Linked DNA regions of Mus musculus: region 2 is linked to region 1. A link is a loop called in an ENCODE intact Hi-C map of the cell type or tissue named here. Cell type or tissue: heart. All regions are shown on one strand. Region 1 overlaps Aopep (aminopeptidase O). Region 2 overlaps Aopep (aminopeptidase O).

Region 1 (5,000 bases):
TATTTCCCACTTTCTCTTCTATGACATTTAATGTATCTGATTTATGTTAAGGTCATTGATCCACTTGGACTTGAGTTTTATGTAGGGTGATAAATATGGATCTATTTGCTTCCTTTTACATGCAGACATCCAGTTAGACCAGCACCACTTGTTGAATATGCATTCTTTTTTCCATTTTATGGTTTTGTCTTCTTTTTCAAAATCAAGTGTCCATAGGTGTGTGCGTTTATTTCTGGGTCTTCAATTCTTTTCCATTGATCAACTTTATCTGTTTCTGTACCAATACAAAGCAGTTGTTAATCACTATTGCTCTGTAGTACAGCTTGAAATCAGGAATGGTGATTCCTTTAGAGGTTTTGTTTTTTGTTTTTTGTTTATTGTTCAGGATTATTTTAGCTATCCTGAGTTTATTGTTTTTTCCATATGAAGTTGAGAATTACTCTTTCAAGTTCTGTTAAAAAATGTGTTGGAATTTTTATGGTGATTGCATTGAATCTGTAAATTGATTTTGGTAAGATGGCCATTTCATTATGTTAATTCTACTGATCCATGAGCATGGGAGATCTTTATATCTTCTGATATCTTCTTCAGGGAATTGAAGTTGTTGTCATACAGATCTTTTACTTTCTTGGCTAGAGTTACACCAAGATATTTTTATTGTTTGTGGCTATTTTGAAGGTTATTGTTTCCTTAATTTATTTCTCTGCCCATTTATCATTTGTATAAAGGAGGGCCGCTGATTTGTTTGAGTTAATTTTATATCTAGCTACTTTGCTGAAGCTGTTTATCAGCTGTAGGTGTTCTCTGATAGAATTTTTGGGGTCACTTATGTATACTATCATTTCATCCATGAGTAGTGAAACTTTGACCTTTTATTTTCCAAATTGCATTCCCTTGATCTCCTTTAGTTGTCTTATTGCTCTGGCTAGAACTACATTGAATAGATACAATTGAAGTGCGACATTGAATAGATAGGGAGAGAGTAGGTAGTCTTGTCTTTTAGTGGGACTGCTCCAAGTTTCTCTACATTTAATTTGATGTTGGCTATTGGTTTGCTGTAGATTTCTTTTATTATGTTTAGGTATGTGCCTTGAATCCCTGCTATCTCCAAGACTTTTAACTTGAAGGGGTCTTGCATTTTGTTAAAGGCTTTTTCCGCATCTAATGAATTTATCGTGCGATTTTTGTCAGTGGTGGTGCATGGCTTTAATCCTAGCACTCAAGAGGCAGAGGCAGTTGGATCTCTGTGAGTTCAAGGTCAGCCTGGTCTGCAGAGGGACTTTTTTTTTCTTGGTTTTTTGAGACAGGGTTTCTCTGTGTAGTCCTGGCTGTCCTGGAACTCACTTTGTAGACCAGACTGGCCTCGAACTCAGAAATCCGCCTGCCTCTGCCTCTCAAGTGCTGGGATCAAAGACATGAGCCACCATGCCCAGCTTACAGAGGGACATTTTTAAAAATATGAATGATATAGACCTTTGTGGGAGGTAACATCCCTGGTCATGAGCTGTATAAGAAAGAAGGCTGAGAAAGCTAGTGAATATTTTCCATGGTCTCTGCTTTAGTTCTGCCTGGAGCTCCTGCCTTGACTCCTCAGTGATGGACTGTGACACAGAGTGTAAGCTAAATAACCCATTTTTTCCCTTTCTCAAATCAATTTTGGTTGCATCATTTATCATAGTGCCCAAGGAGCTAACCAGGAGAAGGTTGCTCAATGTTTCCTGGAGCAGCCACTTCCCTGACTTGTGCCTAGATATTCATGAGATTATCTGGCTTGTTTTTATAACTTTTGGGTACTTCTTTTTCTCTCAGTGTCTTTTTGGTCTGACTTTGTACACCATTGGCCCAAATGCATAAATTTCCAAAAAGTTGTGGTTGGAGAGACGACGCTGCAGTTAAGAACACGTGCTGTTTTTCCAGAGGACCTGCTTCCATCGTCCAGCACCTGTATCGTAGTTCACAGCCATCTGTAACTCCAGTTGCAGGGCATCCAATGCCGTCTTCGGGCTTCTGTAGCCTCTAGGTATGCATGTGGTACACAGACATGCATGCAGGCAAAATTTCCATGCACAATTTTTTAATTTGATGGTGATCTTACATAAATATTTAAACTATAATAGATTTCTGATGTTAGAGGTGTCTTTATGAGGTTGGTAAAGAAAGGGCTGGGGATGTAGTTCAAGAGTAGAATTCTTGTTTACATTGCATTGTTGAAGACTTTGGTGTGATCCAGCATAGAGGAAAAAAATGCTGAGCAGATCTTCATATCTTGCAATGAGTGAAAAAGTCCTTTCCTAAGAACAGGGCACCCATCTGGAGTGTACATTCGGAATCTCCCTCTGTTGGGAAGCTGTGCCGTGGTGTGTATTTATTCCCACACTCTGCCAGAGTACAGATGCTGATGGTCTGAATGCTTCTGTTGTTTTGAAGGAGCCTTGCTTTTGACTCTATCTGTACAGCCAGGTGACATGGTCACCAGATAAATCTCTAGGTGAAGAGAGCTTGTCTCCTTAGTGGCTAAGGAAGTGTGTATCCTAGGACAGGAACAGGGGAACCTCTTGCCCTTCCTGTGTAGCTTCCTATAAAGAAGACAAAGAGACTGAGTATAAGGCAGGAAGTGGGGGCTGTGGGGTCAGACAGGGGCCAGGATTGGGGGAGGTATGGAAAAAAAAAGTTATTACATATCCTGCAAATTTTGAATGACCAAAATCCCTCACTGTGCTAAGCAGCAAGCTTCCTGCTTAGGAAGCCCCTTTGCAGGTGGCTGGAACTTTTTGCCAGATGCAAGGATTTTTTTAAAGCATCATTGAAATTAAATGTCAAATTGCAGTAATTGGGAGTAGATCAGTCTTTGATTAGTTCTGGCATCTCATGTTTCTGTTAGGCATACCGATCCTGAAAGTTCAGTACTTTGTTTTAACAAGAACTCCCGTGAGTTTGTAGAACATGTGTAAATTTGGGATTAGTAGCCCATGTAGGTCAACTGCATTGCTGAGACCAGGAAACAAAAACAAAAACATGGCAATGATAAAGAGCAAGTAAAATTTTCATTGTGTTGTAGAGGATCTTTCAGCCTTTATGTAGGGCCACTCCCTTTCTGAGTGACCACTATGCAGTCATGCACTGTTCGTGGCTGCACTTTAACCTGGAACCTATACACTGTATAATGCAGTGGAGAGGAGCCTTGCTCTTTGCTTCCTTTAATGTGAGGCCCGGGGCAGCCTTGGGTGCCCTGTACTGGCTGTCTGTGTTGGTGTTTCCGCAGCAGGCTTCCACTGTCCTGGAGTTTGGCAGTTAGGCTGCTCTGGGAGATGGACTGTTCCCTACCCTCCTGGTGGGTGCTGAGGTCACAAGTGTACCCACCACTCCTGGCTACCTCAGCTGGGTTCTGGGGGCTGAGCTCAGGTCCTCATGCTTTCACGACAAGTACTTTACCAACTGTGCCATCTCTTTAACCAGTTATTCCTAGATTTTCTTTAATTTTATGTATGCAGTGGCTTAAGAGAATCCTGATTGCATGGCTTTGAGGGCAAGGGTTGGTTCAGGTAGCTCAGCTGTTCAGTCTATAAGAATTCTCTGAATGTCCTGTTTCCAGTGTGGGTTGTTGGCTGCTCCTGGAGGCTGTCCTTTCCTAGCCCTGGAGTCATTCATCTGAGAGCCTGCATCCCCAGCAGCCCCTGCCTCCCCCAGGCCGTGTGTAGTGCATGCGGTCCGCACAGCAGCTTGGAGAAATATGATGATCCAGTTCCAAGCGGGGAGCTGATTGTTTAATTATCATTTTGCCCTGGGGAATTCCAAGATATAAATGATTGTATGAGTTTCTGAGAACATTCACAAATATGAATCTCAATTACTAATACTGAAGTACCAGCTGTTTGTTATTCTCTGGGAAATCATTCCGAGATGTTGGGAAGAAAAATATCTGAGACATCACCAATAGTCTTCCTAGATTAAAAATGGTCCAGAAAATTGCTTGACTGCAACAGTGTTACACAAAACTAATAGTATTTGGTGAAATTCTCAAAGTTAATTTTAGAGGCACACAGTGTATTTTCATCATATTTACCTGCATTTTCCTCATGATGCCTCCCATACCAGCCCCCACCCCTTTTCAACTTCAGGTCTTTTTTAAAGAACCCACCGAGTTTAGTTTGTGATGTTCATCTAATTCTAATGGGTATGGGACTCCCTACCAGAGTAAGGATGGCCTTCCAGAGAGCCACACTTTTAAAGAAGGCCCAGACTTTTCCTTCTCCTAGAGCTTTCAAGTATCAATGACTCCTCAGGATGGAGGGCCAGGGGCCACTTATGAGTCTGTCCCAGCCCCAGGCTAGAATGTTGCCTGCTGTGAATTCATGAACATGGCTGTTCTGTCACATCTAGAAGACACTTGCTTAGGCTCAGTACTCTCTGACTTTTAGGGTCTTTCTGTCTGTCCTTGAGCTGTAGTCCCTAGGGTTAAGAATTTTGCAGTTCTGCAGTGTTTTCTGATTAGTCTTTACAAAGCATACTTTTGTAGTTACAAGGTTGTAAGGCAAAGCTTCCTTCAGAAAAATGCAATCCAAGAAATTCCAGGGAGCTGTGACTTGGCACGCAGGCTGTAAGCCACATGCCAGCAGGCTGCATGAGGCTGGAACTCTGAAGCCATGGTGAGGGCGAAATGGAAGTTTTCCTACTAAGAATTGTAGAATAAATTGTATCCAGCTTCTGGAAACAGTAAGGGACAAGAAAGAGCCACAAGTCATTTATTTCCCTCTTTCCTCAGTTCTCCTTGAAACAGGCTGGTAGATCTGGCCTTATGTCTGGCACTACAGAGGTGTCAGGCATTAGTCACAGCTGCTTCACATGGGATCAGGTACAGGCCCTGCCTGTCCTGTGTCACCTGCTGGCTAGTGATCTTTGCAGAAGTAGCTGACCCTGTGTGTGGGTTTGGGGGTGGGTGATCTGTCCAGGCAGCTCAGGGCTAAGCTCCTCTTGGAAATTGTTCTAAACCTTCCGTCACA
Region 2 (5,000 bases), 49 kb after region 1:
GTATAATAAAGATAAGAGTTTGGGAGCAGTTTATTACTATGTCCATTTAGCAGAATTGTAGCACTAGGTTCTCCCCTGGAGCCCGTGACATCCAGAAATGAGTCTTGGGCCCAGTTAACAATATCAGGCATAGATTCCATCTTGTGGAACAAGCTTCAAACAAAACCATAAATTGGTCAGAAATTGGTTGATTGCTCCTACAACATCCATGATGCTATCGTGCCAGTGGGCATATTGTGCGAGGCTAAGCATTGTAGCTCACAGGCTTCATAACTGTATAAGATTGTTGATTCTGTTTCGTTCCCAGTAGTGTACATAAAACCTTAGCACTGAGAAAGCTAGCTATTAGGGATGAAACTTCCAAGTGATTCCACCTTGATTCTTTTGTCCTGTGACTCAAGTATGTGGTATCTTACCATCAAGTTCTGGAGGGTATCCAGGACAATGACAAGAGCCTGTAATGTTTTGGGAGAGGATCATGGGATCCCACTAACCTACAACTTAAAGGGAAGTGACCCATACAAGCAGTGGGATTTTTATGATAATCTATAATGTCTTGAGGAGATATATTGTTTCCCTGTTTTAGAGTAACTCCATTTTAAACTTTCTTATGTAGATATGTACATGTGTATGTATTTGAGTAAGTTTCTGCAGCAACAAACTTCCATATAATCCTTTTCAAGGCCATTAGTATTCATTATCCTGTCCTGCACTCCCTCCTCTTCCCCTTCCCATCCACATACCATTTAACCCTTCCCATTCCATTTTCCTTTCCTCTCCATACTACCTGCATTCTGACTTCTTTCCCTTGAAACAACTCCTCCCCATAGACCCTTCCTAGCTCCCTGATCTCTATGAGTATTCCAGCTTAAACATACCTAAGATTCAAGTCTGGTATCCACATATAAGAGAACCTGTGGATCTTGTCTTTTTGTGTCTGGGTTGCCTCTGAAAGATTATTTCCAGTTCCATCCATTTCCTGCAAATCTCACTATTTTTTTTACAGTTGAATAATATTCTATTTTATATTTGTGAACCACATTTTCATTATCCACTCATCTATGGCTGGACTTAGGTTGTTTCTGTTTCTTGGCTGTTGTGATTAGAGTAGCAAAGAACAGTGATGAGCAGGTATCTCTCTTGTAGGATGTAGAGTCATTTGGAATATTCCCAGGACTGTTATAGCTTGATCATATGGTAGATATATTTCTAGCTCTTTGAGGAACCTCCACGCTGTTTACACTCCTGCCAGCAATGAGGAAGTATTCTCTTTCCCACATTCACACAAACATTTGTTGGCTTACTTTCTCTCTTTCTTTCTTTCTTTCTTTCCTTCTTTCTTTCTATTCTAACTGGGGAAGATGAAACCTCAAAGTAGTTTAAATTTGCATTTCTCTGGTGGCCAAGAATAGTAAATATGTAATATTTATATAATTATACATTTATATTTATATAGTTATATAATTAACTATGCAATATCAGCCATTGTTTTTTATTTGTTTGTTTTTAACTCTGTATGTTATAGACACCCTCTATCATATGGATGGCTGATAAATATTTTTCCCACTCTCTAGACTCCCTCTTCACTGGGCTGATAATGTCCTTTGCACCCACAGAAACTTTATAGTTTGAGGTTTCAGTTCTTAAGAGAACATCCTGTCAGCTATGATGCACACCTATAATCCCAGCACAGGGAAGGCAGAGGAAGACAGGTCTTTGTAAGTTCAAGGTTAACTTGAGTCACAGGGAGATGATTCTATCTCTAAATTTAAAATACAAACCTTTGTTTATCTGTTTTTGAGACAGGGTCTCTCTACATAGCCCTGACTGTCCTGGCAGACCAACCTGGCCTCCCAAGGACTGAAGGTATGCACCACCACACCTAGCTAAAATCATTAAGAAAGAAAGAAAGAAAGAAAGAAAGAAAGAAAGAAAGAAAGAAAGAAAGAAAGAAAGAAAGGAAGGAAGGAAGGAAGGAAGGAAGGAAGGAAGGAAGGAAGAAAGAAAGAAAGAAAGAAAGAAAGAAAGAAAGAAAGAAAGAGAGAAAGAAAGAAAGAGAGGGAAAAGGGGGGAAAAGGGGAAAAAAGGGAAAAAAGAAAAAGGGAAAAAAAGGGAAAGGGAAAGGAAAAGAAAGACGGAGGGGGAGAGAGAGAGAGAGGAAATCTAATATCAACAGAAAACAGTGGCCTATGTAACTGAAGAGTGTAGTCTGTTGTAAAATTGGAGGGAAGAACCCAGATGCTTCTGAGTGCTGGTGCTGCCATGCTGCCAACAACAGGCAACTGTGGTAAAGTTATTTACAACCAGAGCCTAATTTCTTCATGTGTAAGGTGAGACGATTCCATGACAGGATTTCCACCTTCCCGCCTGACATCAGGAGGAGCTCCCAAGTGACAAAGCCTGCCTTTGCCCTTGAATAAGTCCTGTCCACTTCAAAATAATGATGTCTTTAGACTTGCTGTCTAGATGATATTGATGAGTTCTGGATTTGGTAATGATGTAATGAAATGGACTATGAGAGGAAAGGAGGAGCCCATTGTTGGCGGCACTTCCTGTACTGGAAATGTTGGGTCTCCATGTGTGGCATAAGAAAGCAGGGATTTTGCTTACTGTAGTGGAAACTGTATCACAGTTTTCTTTAAAACACAAACTTGTAAAAATATTAAGTGCAAATTAATAGGTGGAAGTAAATTGGAAGCCTGGACACTTTGTAACCCATGGAAACTTCTAGATGGTTCTAGCTAAACTCCCGTGTTTGTAACCCCTAAACCAGCTTTTGTGATTCCCTAGCCAGCCATTTGCCCCATCTCAGAAAAGCCCCATGAAGCCACACAGCGGATTTGGCCTTTCAGGCTGCCAACTATCTCCCACTTATAGCTCTCTAGCTGCTGGTTGCTGATCAAAGCCTCTGACAAAGACTACCATGTTGAAAAGAGGTGAGGTTGGAATCTTTCAAAACCAGAAATCGCCCCCTTCTCTCCTGAGAAGGCCGTTCTGTATAGTAATCAGCAGAAAAAGAGAGTGCGTGGTTTGGAGCAGTTTCCTGACGATTCTCCATTATGATGGTTCTTTAAGGTGAAGAGGAAGCGTGCTGGAGTTAGTTGCTCAGCTCTGTTTGCCTACTCCATGAATACAGAGCTCCTTAGCCAGGACTCTAAGCAACTATTCTGACAGGTTCTTCCTCAGGTATGAAGCCATGGACCTGCCTTTCAATGCATCTCACCCTCTTTACCTCTGATTTTCAATTTCATCCTATTTCCATGACTGTGCAGCCTGCCTGGGCTCCCAGCGATCTCCCAGGAGGGTTGGTTGCCCAAGGCTTTTGAGATGAGCCCCAGGGAGAGAATGTTTTTCTTTGTGTGCTAGAAGGAATCCTTCGATCTGGGAGTAATGGAGTTATAAGCATCGGAGAAACTCAGGCTGGCACCTGTACATCCATCCTGTAAGCATGTCAGCAAAGGTGAGGTGCAAGGCTGTGCCTGTCCAGTAAACACAGATCCATTTATTTCTGTGATTACATATCCAGATACTCTGTAGTCTGCCTATAAATACATGTTGATTTTCCTCCTCTCAGTGAAGGGTTGGTTAGTAGGGACTTGGCCTTCATTGGGTAAGAGCCATCTTTGTTATGAGTTATTGTAGGGAATACCACAGCATGACTGTGCATTCATCTTTATGTACCTTCTACCTGCTAGCAATGCCCACATTTCATCAGAGCACCAACCTAAGGATAGAGCTTTAATTTCTGCAAATACAGTTACCCAACTTTAAATTGTTTTTTATTTGTATTTGCATTATGCTGTGAGATATGCATAAGGATACCAGGTTGTAAAAGATCAAAGGCCTTTGGTTTGAACATGTTGGGGAGGGAGGAGTGAACCTGCAGCTGAGAAAAGATGCCGAGAGGAATAGGCAGGGGTTGGGGAGTGCGAAAGAAAGTGAGCAGCTTCAAGAATTATTAGCTGGCAGTGGTGGTTCATACTTGTAATTCTAGTACTGGAGTGCCAAGACAGAAGGATTGACACATATTCTGAGGCCAGTCTGAGCTACATAGTGAGAACTTGTCTCAAAAACAAAACAAAACAAAACAAAAACAAAAACAAAAAACAGACAGAAGTTGTACCTGGGATTCTCCAGTGTTCATGGAGACTACGTGAAAACTTTCCAGGAATCAAAAACCAAACAAGCGCAGCTGATGCGTTGTATTTTTGGATGTGATTTTCAGGTTGATGACTTGATGTACATCTTTGAAGTTCCAGCTCTAGATAGCAAGAAGAATGTCAGAATGAGAGCGCATCTTAGGCCTATAGAACAGATACACAAGCGTGTAAAGAAGCAGGAGGGAAGGGCACTGGGGACCAGCCCCTCTGATAGAGTGTAGTCCAGCCTTTGGGAGGAGGATGCAAGAGAATAAGGCTGTCCTAGGCTACAGAGGAGACTCTGGCTCAGATCAACCCTTTCACCCTCTAAAAACAAAAAGGTAAAAATAATAGAATATAATGAGGATATTGGGAGGAGGTGAGTGGTAGGGACCTGGCCAGACTATAGAACACAATGCCTAGAAGTAGATAGTGAAGGCACAACATGGTATTTTGCAATTCAGTGAATGGAAGAGTTTCTTTCTTATTTTGTTGGAATTCTGACTGAGATTCACCTCCAAGCTGTGTAGCTGAAGAAAACTTTGAACTTCTAATCCTCCTTTCACATCCCAAGTGCTAGGATTATAAGGGTGTACCATTAAAGTCTGGCCCTAGAATTCCTTAGTTCTCATTTTAGCCACTGGGTCTATCATCCCCACCCCTACAACCTTCCCCATCTCCAGTAAATGATCGGGATGAAGGGAAAAAAAAACCTTAAGCCTAATGCCATGACTCACAGCTGTAACCCCATCATGGGAAGCAGACACTGGAGGATTGCTGCAAGGTCACCAGCCTGGTTTACATAGTGAGAGCTAGATAGGGAGACCCTGTCTCAAAACAAATCTCAGAAGTGATAGGGTA

The links. Hi-C counts contacts between places; a loop is a spot of excess contacts. Peaks named below come from ENCODE experiments on the same cell type or tissue, not always from the same donor. Only the 100,000 strongest peaks of a DNase experiment are listed, where the experiment ranks them.
Region 2: it touches region 1 in a loop (2.1-fold over the local background); 5 of 42 quality-filtered maps call a loop at or near these places.

The regions. Positions count from the first base shown.
Region 1 is chr13:62,975,738-62,980,737 of GRCm38, forward strand. All of the region lies in intron 1 of Aopep (aminopeptidase O), which reads left to right. Among named protein-coding and RNA genes, the nearest start is that of Aopep, 13 kb to the left of the region's middle. In heart, no CTCF peak of the experiment used is centred here; a DNase peak (open chromatin) is centred at 2,604; H3K27ac peaks cover 1,395 bases.
Region 2 is chr13:63,025,103-63,030,102 of GRCm38, forward strand. The region is part of intron 2 of Aopep (aminopeptidase O); the gene reads left to right. Among named protein-coding and RNA genes, the nearest start is that of Aopep, 63 kb to the left of the region's middle. In heart, no CTCF peak of the experiment used is centred here; no DNase peak of the experiment used is centred here.